Linked DNA regions of Homo sapiens: region 2 is linked to region 1. Evidence: read pairs that join two places in POLR2A ChIA-PET (ENCODE). Cell type or tissue: PC-9. All regions are shown on one strand. Links, peaks and the distances in the headings refer to the core of each region. The heading gives the core; the rest is flanking DNA.

Evidence for each region. ChIA-PET counts read pairs that join two places held together with the same protein. Peaks named below come from ENCODE experiments on the same cell type or tissue, not always from the same donor. Only the 100,000 strongest peaks of a DNase experiment are listed, where the experiment ranks them.
Region 2: POLR2A ChIA-PET joins it to region 1 with 5 read pairs; 2 of 35 experiments call an interaction of 5 or more read pairs at or near these places.

The regions. Positions count from the first base shown.
Region 1 is chr15:90,092,313-90,100,332 of GRCh38, reverse strand. The region is part of intron 1 of IDH2 (isocitrate dehydrogenase (NADP(+)) 2); the gene reads left to right. Among named protein-coding and RNA genes, the nearest start is that of IDH2-DT, 5.8 kb to the left of the region's middle. RefSeq lists an enhancer at 4,383-4,907. In PC-9, for the core only: no CTCF peak of the experiment used is centred there; a DNase peak (open chromatin) is centred at 4,582; H3K27ac peaks cover 784 bases.
Region 2 is chr15:90,534,184-90,538,181 of GRCh38, reverse strand. The region is part of intron 1 of CRTC3 (CREB regulated transcription coactivator 3); the gene reads right to left. Among named protein-coding and RNA genes, the nearest start is that of CRTC3, 6.3 kb to the right of the region's middle. In PC-9, for the core only: no CTCF peak of the experiment used is centred there; no DNase peak of the experiment used is centred there.

The DNA.
Region 1 (8,020 bases), core at 3,192-5,691:
CATCTTCTGTGTGAAGTTGAGGGCCCTTGGGCTGGTTCCATTCAGGGTATGAGGTGCTGGAAACTGCTCTCAGATTACTGGAAGCCAGGGTCTGTGGCCTTCCCTGGGGTTTATACTCTGTAAACCCATGTTAAAAATACCAGCAGATTGCAAATATTAGTACACTGTAGGTTGTAAGCTTCTTCAGGGCATGGGGCCTATTGCTGGAGAGAGATGCCACCCGTGTACATCTGGTGCAGGCTGCTGGTAAGAACTCACTGGCCCCTGTGTGGCAATGCATACCAGATGGGTGAGAGGGGAGGAAACACATTCAGTGAAACAGAAGGTGAGGGCAGGGCAGCCCTGACCACAGATGGAGTTGACTTCAACTTGACCTTTATTTATGTCTTTGACAAAAGTAGTATACTCCTACTTTGTGCCAGACACCATGCCGGGTGCTGGGGATAGAGCTGGGAATAAAACCAGCAGAGACTCTTTCAAAACCCTTAGGAGCTCAAATTCTGATGTGGGAGGGGGCAGACAGTAAGCAAGATAGATGTTGACTAGTATGATATATGGGTACAAGAGCTAAGGAAGGCCAGGCACTGTGGCTTACACCTGTAATCCCAGAATTTTGGGGGGCTGAGGTGGGAGGATTGCTTGAGGCTGGGAGCTCCAGACCAGCCTGGGCAATATAGTGAGACCCCATCTCTACAAAAATAAAAAATAAAATTAGCCAGGCACGATGGTGCATGTCTGTGGTCTTAGCTACTCAGGAGGATCATTTGAGCCCAGGAGGTCAAGGCTGCAGTGAGGTACAATTGTGCCACTGCACTCTAGCCTGGGTGACAAAGCAAGACCCTGCCTCCCCCTTCTCCCCCCAAAAAGAGAAGAGCTAAGGAGAAACAGGCAAGAAAGGTGTGTGCACAAAAGTTTGTATAGGGCAGCCAGAAAAGTCCTCACTGAAGGAATCGCTGAGGAGGGGAGGAAGCAGGCCATTTTCGGTATTGGGGGAAGAGGGACTCGCAGGTGCCAAGGGCATGATGGAAGAGCAGAGAGGATGGTGCGAAGGCTGGCTCAGCAGGCACCAGGTGGAGTGACAGGATGAGGTTCGGCAGTGGGGTCTGTAGAGGGCTCACAGGCCATTTTTGAGAGCTTTCGCTTTTACTTTGCAGGGTTTTGAGAGGAGTATCGTTACCTGATTTCCATCTTATCGGGAGCATTCTAGCTTCAGGGACCTGGCAAGAGAGGATGATGGCTTGGACCTGGGTGGTGGCGCTGGGGATGGTGAAGAAGTGGTTGGATTCTGGATATATTTTGAAGGAGGAGCCAGTAGTGGGGAAAGGTTCCAATTCAGGCGATTTTACATAAAAATCTAGATACGCAGCAGGCACTCACTTATGGCAAGGGTGGGCTTGTCTGAGGGTGGCTTCTGGTTTTGGTGGTTTGGATGTGAGAGAAGGGAAGGAATGAAGGATGACACCAAGGAGTCTACTAGAGTTTGTTCCAAAATGGCTGTTCTGGCCGCGTGCGGTGGCTCCCAGGACTTTGGGAGGCCGAAGCAGGCGGATCAGTTGGGGCCAGGAGTTCGAGACCTGCCTGGCCACCATGGTGAAACCCGGTCTCTACTAAAAATACAAAAATTAGCTGGGTGTGGTGGCAGGCGCCTGTAGTCCCAGCTACTCAGGGGCTGAGGCAGGAGAATTGCCTGAACCCAGGAGGTGGAGCTTGCAGTGAGCCGAGATCACGCCACTGCCCTCCAGTGTAGGCGACAGAGTGAGACTCTGTCTCAATACATACATACATACATACATACATACATGCATGCATACATACATACATACATACATAAAATATACAAAGTTGCTGTCCTGCCTTCTTGAGCCCCCAGGAATTGGAACCTTTCCCCACTCTCTGATCTTTTGCTGGGACATGCTGACTGAGCAGCCTTTCTGCTGAGAGCATGGGTAGGAATGTGGAGGGAGCAGTTATGCCTGGGGCTGGCTGCCTGCGGCTGGACCTCTAGCCTCCTGCTGGGAGCAGCAAGAAGCCAGGGATGTGTTTTGAAATCCTTACTTGGTATTGGGTGCTAGGAGCCCCAGACAGGGAGGAGAGTCAGCCTAACGTGCCTCTGGTGACTGGTGTAATTCCATCCTGCACTCTCGCCAAGAGGACAGTGTTTGTGCAATGCATCAGCTGAAGATTCGTGGTGGCTGTCACTTCGGAGGTTTTCAGGGAGGCCTAGCTGCTGCTCTGTGTATTTCAGGTAGCTTGTCACCACTTATCTCTCAGAGAAGGGCAGACCATGGCTGTATCTCCACCATACAGGCTGAACAGCAGACAGGGGTCTCAAACTCCAGTGCCCTGGGCCACACTGGAGGGCACTTGGCTGTCATGGAGTGAAGGGAGAGGCCGCCTTCAGCCCAGCCCATCCTTGCCATGAGTGAGTGCCTGCTGCATTTCTAGATTTTTATATAAAATCTCCTGATTTTTTTTGACTGGTTTAAATTTTTATTATTTTGGTAAAAAACGTATAAAACTTACCATCTTAGTCATTGTTCAGTGTACAGTATTGTTAAGTACATTCGCACTGTTGTGCAGACATTACCACCATCCATCACCAGAACTTTGTCACCTTGCAAAACCGAAACTCTCTACCCATGAAACAATACCTCCCCACTTCCCGTCCCCAGTCCCTGGCAGCCACCTTTTTACTTTCTGTTTCTATGAATTTGACTATTCTAGGTACCTCATGTAAGTAGAAGCATATAGTATTTGTCTTTTGTGACTGGTTTATTTCACTTAGTTAGCATAATGCCCCCCAGGTTCATCCACTTTGTAGCAGGTGTCAGAATTTCCCTTCTTTTCAAGGCTGAATCATATTCCATTGTATGTAGATAACAGTAGTCCCCCTTATCCTTGGAGGATGCATTTCAAGATCCCCAGTGGATACCTGAAACTGCAAAGCCTGTAGATACTATGTTTTTTTCCTATACATACAGATCTATGATAAAGTTTAATTTATGAATTAGGAACAGTAAGAGATTAGCAATAATAACTAGTAATAAAATAGAACAATTATAACAATATACTGTAATGAAAGTTACATGAATGTGATCTCTTAAAATATCTTACTGTACTGTACTCACCTATTTTCAGACTATGGTTGACTGTGGGTAACTGACACCACAGGTAACTGACGTCATGGAAATAAAACCTTTGATAAGGGGGGACTGTATCACATTGTCTTTATCCATTCATCTGTGATGGACACGTGGGTTGCTTCTATCTTTTGCTGTTGTGAACATTGCTGCTATGAATGTGGGCATACATATATCTCTTTCAGACCCCGCTTTCGATATTTTTGGATGTATATACAGAAGCAGAATTGCTGGATCATATAGTAATTCTTGTCCTTTTCTTTTCTTTTTTTTTTTCGAGACGGAGTCTTGCTCTCTTTCGCCCATGCTGGAGTGCAGTGGCGCGATCTCAGCTCACTGCAAGCTCCGCCTCCCGGGTTCATGCCATTCTCCTGCCTCAGCCTCCCCAGTAGCTGGGACTACAGGCGCCTGCCACCACGCCTGGCTAATTTTTTGTATTTTTAGTAGAGTCAGGGTTTCACTGTGTTAGCCAGGATGGTCTCGATCTTCTGACCTCGTGATCCACCCGCCTCAGCCTTCCACAGTGCTGGGATTACAGGTGCGAGCCACCGTGCCCGGCAGTAATTCTTTTCCTTTTAGCTAAGGAACACCCATACTGTTTTCCACAGCAGCTGCACCATTTCACATTCCCACCAACAGGGCACAAGAGTTCCAATTTCTCCACATCCTTGCTAGCACTTTATTTTCTGTTTTGTTTTTCTTTTCCTGATAGTAGCTCTCTTAGTGGTTGTGAGGGGATAGTGGGGTGATATCTCATTATGGTTTTGATTTGCATTTCCCTGATGATTAGTGATGTTGAGCATCTTTTCATGTGCTTGTTGGCCATTTGTATATCATCTTTGGACTTGAAATGTCTATTTAAGTCTTTTGTCCATTATATTTATTTATTTATTTTGAGATGGAGTCTTCCTGTTACCCAGGCTGGAGTGCAGTGGCATGATCTCTGCTCACTGCAACCTCCACCTCCTGGGTTCAAGCAATTCTCCTGCCTCAGCCTCCCAAATAGCTGGGACTACAGGTGTGTGTCACCACACCAGGCTAATTTTTTTTCTATTTTTAGTAGACACAGAGTTTCACCATTGTGGCCAGGCTGGTCTCGAACTCCTGACCTCAAGTGATCTGCCCTCTTCAGCCTTCCAAAGTGCTGGGATTACAGGCATGAGCCACGGTGCCCAGCCAGTCTTCTGTCCATTTTAACGTTGAGTTATTTGTTTTATTGTTGAGATTTACTGATTTTTAAAACTTGGTCACCAATTAAGATTTTTTTAAAAAACCAGTACCTGGAACAAGCAGAACAAGTCTCTGCTGGCCTTGGCTCATGTTGCTGTTCTCAGTTCCCCTGGGATGTTTGCTTCCAGGGAGGCCTGGGCACTCCTGACTTTGGTGACAGCCCTGCTTGCTCTCTCTCTGTTACCTGTAGGTTTCCCCTTCCACATTCACTGCCTCCGGGCAGGCACTGTTGTGTTTTAGGCATTTCAGTATCCCAGTGGGGTACTGGATAAGTGCTTAGTTAGCACCTGCCGGTGAGTAAATAATCAGGTCCTGTGGTCTCTGAGGGTTTGACACATCAGGTCTTTGATCTTGACCTTGAACTCTCCTAGCCATGCCTGCCTGAAGCCCAACCGTGGAGCCCAGGCTGAGGCTGAAACCTGAAGAACTGGCCCCAAGTGAGTCTCTCCTTAGGGCTCCTGATTATGATAGTTCATTTTTTTTTTTTTTTAACAAATTTGATTAGCTGTCCTCAAATTAACTCATAGGAGATGCTCCCCAGAACTAAACTAGCTCTGCAACAGCTCAACAGACTTTCCGCAGGTTCTGCAGCTCTTTCCACTCAAGCTTCAGAAAAAAGTGAAGGAATATTGTAGATTGGGTTCAAAATCCCCATCGCGTCTTGGGAAAGGCAGTAGAGCCAGCAGCCAGCCACCTTTTGTTCTCTAGGGAATGGAATAGTCCAAGGCTGTGTTTGTGTTCTGCTTCTCTACATCTGACCCACGGGTCTTCCAGAGGCTGCATTTGGGTCAGGGACCTGGGCTCTATCTTGCCTCTGATGCAGACCACACTCTCTGAGTCTCATTATTCCCCCTAAATGATCTCTAAGATTATTTTTAGATTAAAAAAAAAAAACAAACTCTTTGCATATCTTTGGAAAGTCAGTTGTTTGAGGTCTGTTAGGCTTTAATCACTTTTGTTTTAAATGTGCCGAGGTGGTTTCTAGGCCTGCTTTTCACAGGTATTCTGTCCCTTGTCAGTTCTTCCCACCCAGTTTTTTTTGTTTGTTTGTTTGTTTTTTTGAGATGGAGTCTCGTTCTGTTGCCCAGGCTGGAGTGCAGTGCCGTGATCTTGGCTTACTGCAACCTCCACCTCCCGGGTTCAAGCGATTCTCCTGCCTCAGCCTCCTCGGTAGCTGGGATTATAGGCACGTGCCACCATGCCTAATTTTTCTATTTTTAGTAGAGATGGGGTTTCACCATGTTGGCCAGGCTGGTCTTGAACTCCTTACCTTGAGTGATCCACCTGCCTCAGCCTCCCAAAGTGCTAGGATTACAGGCATGAGCCATTACACCCAGCCCCAACCCAGTGTTTTCAAATAATCATTCTCTTCCCTTCACCTGATTTGCTGTGTCTAATCTAGAGTGGAGCTGAAGACACATCACCACCTCTCTAAGGACTGTGTGTAACACAAGAGTAATTGGGCTGTAAGTGAGGCTGAGGAGTGCTGCTTTGAGGAAAGGGCACAGCTCTCAGCTGAGCTGGTGAGATTTCCCTGTGACTGAAGTTTTATTAGATCTTGTTCCCTGCTCTGCATTTGCTGCTTCTTCCCAGGCTGTGGGCAGAGGAGCAGGCTGGTGCCCCGGTGCCCCTATCTGCTGCAGGCTGAGGTTCAACAAGCCTTGTCCAAGGCAGCTGTACTGATTCATTGTTAGGTGGCCAGTTCCTGAGTTTTCTTTGAAATTCACTTCCCAGACTGTTGGGTATTCCTGCGAGTCAGACTCTCCTTCAGTAGCGTCCCCTGCCCCCTACCCTCCACTGGTCTCCCTGGACCTCTGATCAGCCCCTCATTGAGTCCTTTGATGCTTCTCTGGTAGGACTGACCCACCTGCGTCGGCTGGGATCAAGGGTTCTGAGTTCCATTCGCAGGTGCTGTAAGCCTGTCCTTCCTGTTGAATAGGGTCAGAGTCCTCGTGACTCTGCTGTTTTCAAGCTCTGTAACCTTGGGCAGTAAGCTGTTAACCTCTCTGAGCCTCAGTTTCCCACACTTAAAATGGAGATAATGGCCAGGCGTGGTGGCTCACGCCTGTAATCCCAGCACTTTGGGAGGCCAAAGTGGGTGGATCACCTGAGGCTAGGAGTTCGAGACCAGCCTGGCCAACATGGCAAAACCCCGTCTCTACTAAAAATACAAAAATTAGCCGGGCCTGGTGGCGTGTGCCTGTAATCCCAGCTACTCAGGAAGCTGAGACAGCAGAATCGCTTGAACCCGGGAGGCAGAGGTTGCAGTGAGCCGAGATCACGCCATTGCATTCCAGCCTGGGTGACAGACCAAAGACTCTGTCTCAAAAAATAAATAAATAAATAAATAAATTAATTAATTAAATAAAATGGAGGTAATGATACCTCCTTGGGGTTGTTTTTGGGATTAAATGGAATCACATTGTACAGCATTGGTACACTGTAAGGCACATAGTAGGCACTCAATACCTATCTATACTATTTCCTTTATCACCACAAGTTAGTTGAGGGCTCTTGGGTTGCACGCAACAGACAAAGTTAGTGACTGGTTAACTTGGAGAGGATTTTATTATGAGCTACACAGCGTAGCTCATAGAATTGCAGGGAAAACTATAAAGAACTAAGTCTTGGACAAAAGTAATATCTTGGCATGGGCCTGTAGCCCCAGCTACTAAGGAGGCTGAGGTGCAAGGATTGCTTGAGCCCCGGAGTCTGAGCCTGGCTTGGGCAACAGAGAGAGATAAAGAGACCCTGACTCTAAACAATAAGTAAATACATAAAAGAGGACCCAGGCCCTCCTTAGGAACTGGATGGCAGGAGCCCCTGGACAACCTCTTACTGATTTGGTGCTGGATGAGGCAGCCGCAGCTAGCCAGTGTTCTTTGTGTTGATCTCCTCTGCCTTCATATTCCAGGGGGAGAGGGTCTGACAGGCCAGACTGGCCCCCACCCTCTTGGCCACTGGTGGGCTGGGCATGTTTTTGGGTAGTTCTACCTAGCCAGATTAAAGTGGGGGTGGGGTGGGGAGTCCAGCCAGCCTGGGCAACAGGGCAAGACTCCATCTCTACAAAAAAATTTTAAAATTAGGCTGGCACGGTGGCTCACGCCTGTAATCCCAGCACTTTGCGGGGGTCAAGGCAGGTGGATCACTTGAGGTCAGGAGTTTGAGACCAGCCTGGCCAACATGGTGAAACCCTGTCTCTACTAAAAATACAAAAAATTAGCCAGGTGTTGTGGTGCACACCTGAAATCCCCGCTACTTGGGAGGCTGAGGCCCGAGAATCACTTGAACTCGGGAGGCGGAGGTTGCAGTGGGCTGAGATCATGCCACTGCACTCCCACCCTGGGGGACAATAGCGAAACTTCGTCTCAGAAAAAAAAAAAATTAAAAATAGCTGGGTGTGGTGGCATGCGCCTGTAGTCCCAGCTACTTGGGAGGCTGAGGTCAGAGGATCACTTGAAGCCAGGAAGTCAATGCTGCAGTAAGCTATGATGGCATCAGTGCATTCCAGCCTGACCAATGGAACAGGACCCTGCCAAGAAAGAGAGAGAGAAAGGGAGGAAGGAACGAAAGGAAGGAAGGAAGGAAAGAAAGGAAAGGAAGGAAAGAAAGGAAAGGAAGTAAGTAAGGATGGATGGATCCAGGTGCTC
Region 2 (3,998 bases), core at 1-2,500, 440 kb before region 1:
TTGAAGGATCAATTTATCCATTGATTTACTGATACAAAAACTTAACTGTGTGTCAGGTAGTATGCCAGGCACTGGCTTACTAAGATGAATGTATGCTAAAGTTCCTGCCTTCAGAGAGTTCTCACAAAGGCTTCAACTCTTACCCAAAAGCCTTGACACTTCAACCAAACTAAGTTATAAATCCAGATAGGGACCTGCCCTCAACTGAGCTGAAGGCCGTCTCACAATCCCCCATAACTGCTCTCCCTCCCAAAGCACCTATTTCCGAAGCCTTCAAAGACTGTTAAAAAAGAACACGGCTAGCCTGGCCAACACGGTGAAACCCCGTCTCTACTAACTATTAGCCAGCTGTGGTGGTGCATGCCTGCAATCCTAGCTACTTGGGAGGATGAAGCAGAAGAATTGCTTGAACCCAGGAAGCAGAGGTTGCAGTGAGCCAAGATCATGCCACTGTACTACAGCCTGGGTGACACAGTGAGACTCTGTCTCAAAAAAAAGGCCAGGAGCAGTGGCTCATACCTGTAAATCCCAGAACTTTGGGAGGCCGAGGCGGGCGGATCACGAGGTCAGGAGATCGAGACCATCCTGGCTAAGACGGTGAAACCCTGTCTCTACTAAAAGTACAAAAAAATTAGCCAGGCATGGTGGTGGGCGCCTGCAGTCCCAACTACTCAGGAGGCTGAAGCAGGAGAATGGCATGAACCCGGGAGGCGGAGCTTGCCGTGAGCCGAGATGGCGCCATTGCACTCCAGCCTGGGCGACAGAGCGAGACTCTAAAAAAACAAAAAGCACTGGACCTGGAATCGGATGATGTGACTTTGTAACCTGCAACTCCCGTGTGGTTGGGCAAACAACTCTGACGCCTCCTGCACAAGATAAAGTGAGGATTAAATGACACAGACACAAGAGTGGTATGTCAAATGTAAAGCTCTGGTCAACTTAAGATATTATCATTATTGCTGATCTCAGCTACCTCTTCAAACTCTGAGTTATTTTGACATTTTCCTCTTTTGAAATTTAGACTCATTGAGCTAGAAAAAGAACTTTGAGACTGTCTTCAACACCTTCATGTTTACAGATGATGAACATGTGAACCAAAGAATGATTAGCCTAAGGCCGAGGTCACAGACTGGCAGCCCATAGGCCACATTTCACCTAGAGTGTTCTGTTTACCCACCAGATGTTGACCCATTCAGTGTATTAAATTTCAATTGAAAAAATCAGGACACTGCATAAAAATATGGATTTCCAACTTCTCCTGATTGAAAGATCAGACAACACTGAACCCATGTTCTTGCATGGCATCGCTGGATGAAGCTGAGAAGAGGCCACCCCCTTAGATCGTGTTTGCCAAGTCCTCACTGTACCCTATTATCCCTTCACGATGGCCCAGGATCAGCTGCCATGATCATCTCATTCCTGGCCCCTCCATTCATTTTCCTTACCTGCCTCACTTACTGAGTTAGTGACCTTTGGCCTACAGTCACACATCTTAGTGGAATTTTCTTTAATGCCTACAGGAAATGAGATCCAGGCCTCATTAATTCCTTTTTGAGAAAAGTCTCACAATAGCCAACACGATTACAATCCAAAATCCCAGCGGGTCCTTTCAGAGACATTGACAAGATAATTCTAAAATTTATGGATGTGCAAATGACCTAGAATAGTCAGAGCAATTTTTTTTTTTTTTTGAGACAGGGTCTCTGTTGCCCAGGCTGGAGTGCAGTGTCACAATCACAGCTCACTGCAACCTCCACCTCCCAAATACAGGCACGCGCCACCACGCCCAGCTAATTTTCGTTTTTTTTTTTTAGAGACGGATTTCACCATGTTACCTAGGCTGGTCTAGAATTCCTGGGCTCAAGCTATCTACCCGCCTCAGCCTCCCAAAGTGCTGGGATTACAGGCATGAGCCATGGCACCTGGCCAGAGCAATTTTCAAAAAGAGCTAAGTTAGAGGACTTAAATTACCAGGTTTTAAGCCTTATTATAAAGCTATAATATACAGACAGTGTGCTATTGTCAAAAAGACAGATATACAAATCACTGGAACAGAAAAGAGTCTAAAAATAAACCAACACTTATATGGCCAACTGATTGCAACAAAATTGCCACAGCAATTCAATGGGCAAAGAAAAGTCTTTTCAACAAATGATACTGATACCTTACAGCAGGGAGTAAAAGCAGCTGAAGATCCTTATGAGGGAAATTAAAGTAGCTAAGTATACAGACATTCACTGTGATAGCTAGATTCAAACCCTGGCTCTACCACTTACCAGCTCTGCAACCATGCCTCTCTAAGCCTCAGTTTACTCATCCACAAAAATGAGGAAAATTCCAGATATACACACCATAGGCTCATTTTGAGGACTATGTGAGATAACAACATGTGAAAGGGATTACAGTGCCTCGCAAAAGGAAAGTCCTCAATATTTAGCCCAAACCTAATATTTCCATCTTCTCTCTCTCCTCCATCCTGAGAGCTCGCTAATCTATGACATATCTATGTCTTATCATTGGTTTATTTTCACATGAAAATAATGAGTCTGCGCAAATATTCAAGTCCAATCAACACTCCAGGGTGATATGCTGAGTTAGTCCTCTGGTTCCTCAACACAAGTTGCTCTTCACAGCCAAACTTCTGGAATAAGTTTCCAACCCTATCTCCATTCCCCACCCCCGTCCACTCCTCAACGTCTCACAATTAGCCTTTCACCCAGCACCCTGAGAATACAGCATCTCTCACCGAGGTTACTGATGACCTCCTCTGATGACCTCCACATGACTAGACCAAAGGACACATCTTTTGTGTCAGACCAAGTCAGCAGCACTAGGCTCAGCTGGTCGGCATTCCCTCCTCTTCATAAGAGTACTCCTGGCTTTCTCCTGCCCCTCTGGTTGCTCTTCAAGCCTTCTTGGCCAGCTCCTCCACCTCCCTTTCAAATGGTGTAGTTCCTTAGTTCCTTTGGCTTCTCCTAGGCCCTCCTCATGGTTCACTTTCTTTTTTTTTTTTTTTTTTTGAGACGGAGTTTCGCTCTTGTTGCCCAGGTTGGAGTGCAATGGCACAATCTCGGCTCACTGCAACCTCCGCCTCCCAGGTTCAAGCGATTCTCTTGCCTCAGTCTCCTGAGTAGCTGGGATTACAGGCACTCGCCACCATGCCTGGCTAATTTTTTGTATTTTTAGTAGAGACGGGGTTTCTCCATGTTGGTCAGGCTGGTCTCAAACTCCTGACCTTAGGTGATCCGCCTGCCTTGGTCTCCCAAAGTGCTGGGATTACAGGCGTGAGCCACCGCGCCTGGCCTCACAGTTCACCTTCTGACAAGGGTAACAAACTCAAATGCCTACAGCTGCCAAGCAGGGAATCTAAGTGAAGCAGTCTGGGATCACTGCAAAGAATACCTTAGAGGGTGGTAGGGACTGTGGCAAACTGAAGACCACATCCATGGCCTTTCTAATGGGGCAGCCACCATTCAGCTCCAGGCAACTGGTGCCGTCCAGAAATGTCGGGTGAGTGTCGTTGGATTATCTCATTTTTCAAAAGAAACCAAAGTCCAGATTTTACTATAAAATCCCAATATTCATTGTTAGCCCTAATTAAAACCAACCAACCAACCAACTAACCACATTTTGGGCCAAAACCAAAAACATGTTAGAGGGCAAAATACAGAACTTAAGCCACCAGTTTACAATATCTGTTCCATCAATTCTTCCTAGGCAGCCAAATCTACTTCTGTGGCTACATAACAAAAATTCCCCCATTTTTCTCAGTAGCTCAGCCTTCCTTCTCGAGCTGCAAAACCATCTAAACAGCTGCCTGCTGGACCATCTCTACTTATGTGCCTCACAGGCACCTCAAACTCAGCATTTCCGCACAAACCTGCTCCTGCCAGTGTCCACTTAATGAAGAACACCCTGAAATGGTTCCAGCCCTCCCTCTTTCTCACCTTCCTCACCCATTCACAAAATCTGGCCCTTTCCACCTCCTAAGTATCAAT